Regions from separate parts of the Homo sapiens genome. Here region 1 is linked to region 2. The links are chromatin loops, found by intact Hi-C in ENCODE. Cell type or tissue: OCI-LY7. All regions are shown on one strand.

Region 1 (2,500 bases), 150 kb after region 2:
TTCAGCATGAAGCTGCCACGAAGTGTGAAGTGACTATAATTCACATTTTTAAGACCCTGAATTTATTAGCATCTATTTTCTATTCAAGGTTAGGGATATGGTGCTTGGATTGTCAAGGGATTCAAATTCCTCTGTGCTTTGTTATTCTGGAGTGAGTGTGTTTGAGCCCAGATGCCAGGCAAGGAAAATTATCATTAACGAGTCAGGTTATATTTGTGAAAAAAGCTCAAAGAACTGGAAACTCATCTTCCGTTGTGAATAGGAAGCGGCAATGAAAGGTATAACTGGGTAAAAGAGGACTTGGCCTTCCTCTGTGAATTACGACAACCATGCTTGAGAAGATGAATAGGAACCGTAGGCCAGGGGCTTCAAATTAAGCACAGTTCTGCTGAAGCGTGACTATTGCACAGCCCATGAACAAAAAAGGAATGTGAAGTTTTAAAACTGCTTTCAGTAAATGAAAGAGGAATGGATTATTCTCTTTCGGAAATGATATATTATGAATAGAAAAAAGAAAGGCATGAGATAAATATGTGCTTAGGCATAACTACAGACCCCAGGAAAGCTTTGACAGCCCTCCTTCATAAACAATGTGTTGCAGACAGTTACTTATCTTTATGCTGGCTGAACACACACTTTTGAGGGGAATGGATTTGTAATGATTCATCTAACTTGAAACCCCTTGCAGACAATGGCAAAGGTGGAAGACATTTCAGTCAATGAATCCAAAAATGAAGACGTGTAGGGCACTGCGTATGTGTGTAATAGGGGAAGTACAGTGAGCCTAGGGTGTACCAAGAAAGATGTCCTTAGGTTAGGAAAAGACATTAAAGCTGAGACTTGAAAAATAAATAGAATTATCTAGAAAAATGTAGAGACGAGTGCTTCAAGAAAAGAGAACGGCAACATAAAGGCTCTAAGGCACTCTACAGCAAACAAGAGAAGGGCAGGATATCTAAAGCCTACGGACAGGGGACAGAGGACTTCTGATTAAACGCTGAACTGAACACCTTTGTCTACCTCTGCTCTTTCCTGAAACACTCATACAATGGCTATAAATGGACCCTAAAATGACCCAAACCCATAAGGATGAAGGGACGAAGGGAGAGAGAAGAAGTAAGAACAGAAGAAACATGTCAACAATGCTTTGGAAGTTGAAAAGCAAGCAACAAATAGTAATTTCCTTGGCAGATGACGGGAAGCTAAAAGCTAAGAGCCTGTGGGTTTGGTGAAGACAGAGCTGTGGGTTGATTCAAGCTGTAAATTCATGGCCAGGCCCAGGAATCAGAGCTACCAGGCACCTCTGTGGCTGGGAGCATCTGGTGGGGCTGCACTCAGGAAGATTTGTTTAGGTCTCTGTGAGAAACCATAAGACCCCTAGAGACTGTTTCTTCACTATGTACATCCTGGCAACCAGACCACCCTTACTGTTTAAGACTTGAGGTTAACTCTGGAATCTGTGATACCAGGACAGCTGAGGGTAACAGTGCTGGACTAAAAATGGAATTATATGAAAACTTACATATTTAAGAGTGAAACCTCCAACACTCCAATATGAACAATATTGACAACCAGATGTATCCCAAGCAAGGGATTAGGATTTCTCTCTGGGGAAAATGACCAGCCCAAGAGAAAATACCTACAGATTCTGACATTTGGGGTCTGATATACTTTGGATATTTATCCTTTTCAAATTTATATTAAAATGTGGCTCCCAGTGATGGAGGCAGGGCCTAGAGGAGGTGTTTGGGTCATGGGGGCAGGTCCCTAATAAATAAACTCTACTGTGCCTTCACAGTGGAGTTCTCACTCTATTATTTCACATGGGAGCTGGTTGTTTTAAAGAGCCCGGTGTCTCTTTCTTATTCCCTTTCTCTTGCCATGTGACATGCTGGCTCCTCTTGTCTTCTGCCACAGGTAAAAGCTTCCTGAGGCTTCACAAGAAGCCTAGCAGATGCCAGTGCCATGCTTCTTACACAGCATGTGGAACTGTGAGCCAAATGACCCTCTTTTCTTTATAAATTACTCAATCTCAGGTATTCCTTTATGACAATGCAAAATGCACTGACACAAAGCATCCACCTAAAAATCCCAGCTCATGCTTCTACCTAGAAGCCTGCCACCCAATAAGTCCCATCTATGTACACAAAACTTTCCAGCAGACTCTTACTGCTTCATTCTTAAAAATGAATAGGGCCAGGCACAGTGGCTCATGCCTGTAATCCCAGCACTTTGGGAGGCCGAGGTGGGTGGATCACCTGAGGTCCAGAGTTCGAGACCAGCCTGACCAACATGGTGAAACCCCTTCTCTCCTAAAAAATACAAAAATTAGCCAGGTGTAGTGGTGTGAGCTTGTAATCACAGCTACTCAGGAGGCTGAGGCGGGAGAATCACTTGAACCCAGGAGGCAGAGGTTGCAGTGAGCCAAAATTGAGCCACTGCACTCCAGCCTGGGTGACAGAGCGAGACTCTGTCTCAAAAAAAAAAAAAAAAAAGAATC
Region 2 (2,500 bases):
TGTTCCTCTTTCTTACATTTTGTTTTCTGTCCTAAACCTGCGATTGCTCCACTTAATGAAGTGCAGGGTGATACCTTCTAAATGCTTCCCCCAATTTAGCATGGAGTCTAGTAGCCTGCGCTTCTGCACAAGGGGGTCGATTTGACTATTCTCTTCTCTTTTCATTTTTCCCCACCTCAGGCCATTTCTGTGTACTTCCTTGAAATCAAAAGGGGCAAAGAGGACATCATCCTCCTTGCGTTTCTTATCCAATTTGGGAGTATCAAGGAACAGTCTCGGGAGTTTCAGCACCTTCTGGGAGCCAGCCTCCTTTCTTGGCCACTGTCTTTTGCATATTATGGCATTCAATTCTCTTTTTTGGTTGTGGCTGATTTATTTATTTTTCTATTTTTTCCACTAGTTTCATTGTGTATGACAGGACAGGGAGTCTGTGAGTCATTTTACTTTTTTTTACCTGAATGTCTGTCTTGAGCCTTTCATTTGTGTCATGATACCAGCTGTTGCCTTTTTCACTAACAAAAAGGCACGTTCCTTGGGTGTTTTTTTCACTAGCATGAAGTCTTCCCACGCTGCTCACCAATGCCATATTCTGAAGTCTGATTTAAAGTATTACAATGAGATGTCAGCTTATGTCAGCATTGGAAGGCCAGGCCACTTATCCTTTTTGACAAAATCAAAAGCGTTCAATGTGAAATAAAAATTACTAAAATACATTTTTTTTTACTCTTTTATTTTACTTCAATCAACAGTCAGACTAAATGTCATCAAGTGTTATATTTGAGATCGTGCTGATTTTAAAACTCTGGTAGTTATTAGCCTATTGGAAGTGAAAGACGTTCTCAAAATGTGTTTTTCCTGCCATTTCTGCCTCGGCCTTCACTGCTGTAGTAACCTCATTATTCCAAATTTAAGGATGTGAGGCTGTGGTGAGATCCTCACAGAAACTAGTCAAATGGAGTTCCTGTCCTCATAATCTCAGATGTTTATTATTTACTTTTCAGGGTTTAGAAGACTAATTAACAAATCAAAGAAATCATTATAAAACAGTTTAGGGTATTTGGGCTTTTACCTCCTGGGAAATAAGCCTTGTATTTTTAAAAGCGTATTTGTTTTCATGATGTAAGGGAAATACATTGTTGAATACAAATGCTTTGATATAATGAATATGTTTAAGCCAAACAAGATATAGCCAGATCCTCACCAGAGAGGCTTAGAAAACAAACCAGTACATGCTATCTTTTGTTTCAGTGTCATTAATTTTTGTTGATCTTTTGTTTCCTGTATCTTTGGGACATGAAGAAGGTTTTGGCAGCACCTAAACGTTTACTCAGCAGTCCTTGGGAATTTTAGGGCATTAAATGGAGCTGGTTAATGGACCACTGGGTGTCAGTATTGTCTTTACTTACCCTGGCAGGAACTGAATCAGGTTGTCCTTTTCAGAGACTTTTGGGTTTTGTTGGAATACAGAATCTTAGATTTTCTGTCCAAACCAGGAGGGGACCATCTAGCACAACCAGCTTTGTTCGTGGATGAAGGGGCTAAGTCATGGAGAAGGAACAGCTGATTCCTGTTCAGGGGTGGTTTCTACCACCCTGAGCTTCCCAAATTTCTACATCAGGATCTCAAACTTAAATGCCCCTAGGGTCAGACAGGCAGGAAAGTCAAGTGGACCCTCCTTAGCCTAATGAATAGAAGGGGTGCTCTTTTTTCTGCATACACATTTGCTGTTTCCTGTTTTCTTGATCAGGCCACTTGGTGTATCTTTACTATCTCCAGTACTGATTCAGAAAAAAAATTTCTTCTATGGTTTAAAAAAGGACTGCAAAAACATGATGATAAAACTCAAACAACCCTTGGCCGCATGTGAGGGAGGCAATAGGGAATGTATAAAGGCGCCAGCAGCGTCACATGCCAGCGAGGTGAGGGTGTCCTCACACAGGTGGGATCTTCAGATTTTTCAAGAGAAATGGGAAATCTGGATTTTTATGTGAATTTTTGTCATTTACATAGGCTGGTTCAAACTTAAAAAATCAAGACCCATCTGTGGGCCAGATATGACACTCCTAGGATAACAAGTTATAATCTCTGTGGACTATAACTTGGATGTTTTATCTTCTAACTTGAATTATTTTGCCTCCAACTTCTAGTTTGAGCTAATTGGCTCTAGCATGATGAGAGAAAGTTCCTTGGGAGATGCATAGGAATTCCTTGTCTTTGGCAACTGCATCTTTTTTTTTTTTTTTTTAATCCAAAGAAAAGAAAATGCATTGTTCAGCTGTCTGACGGGATGGTAGACTAGAAATGTTGAATATCCAGTTAACCTCATTTGATCTAGGAGAGGTTGGGAAAGTTAAGATTACTAACAAATTTTCAGTGCTAGGTAATTTTCTATTGTGAATGTACTAGGAAGGAAGCCATAGAAGGGAAGCACCTAGAAGCCTCTCCCAACCCTGAGAATCTGCCTCTTATAGACAGGAGAGCTGAAAGTCTGAGAGAGCCA

Evidence for each region. Peaks named below come from ENCODE experiments on the same cell type or tissue, not always from the same donor. Only the 100,000 strongest peaks of a DNase experiment are listed, where the experiment ranks them.
Region 1: it touches region 2 in a loop (2.7-fold over the local background); 6 of 110 quality-filtered maps call a loop at or near these places.

What each region holds. Positions count from the first base shown.
Region 1 is chr5:156,671,268-156,673,767 of GRCh38, reverse strand. All of the region lies in intron 7 of SGCD (sarcoglycan delta), which reads right to left. Among named protein-coding and RNA genes, the nearest start is that of PPP1R2B, 180 kb to the left of the region's middle. In OCI-LY7, no CTCF peak of the experiment used is centred here; no DNase peak of the experiment used is centred here.
Region 2 is chr5:156,823,849-156,826,348 of GRCh38, reverse strand. No RefSeq gene overlaps it. Among named protein-coding and RNA genes, the nearest start is that of PPP1R2B, 25 kb to the left of the region's middle. In OCI-LY7, CTCF peaks have their summits at 1,167 and 1,371 (motif pointing right); DNase peaks (open chromatin) are centred at 8 and 1,378; H3K4me3 peaks cover 1,623 bases; H3K27ac peaks cover 2,498 bases.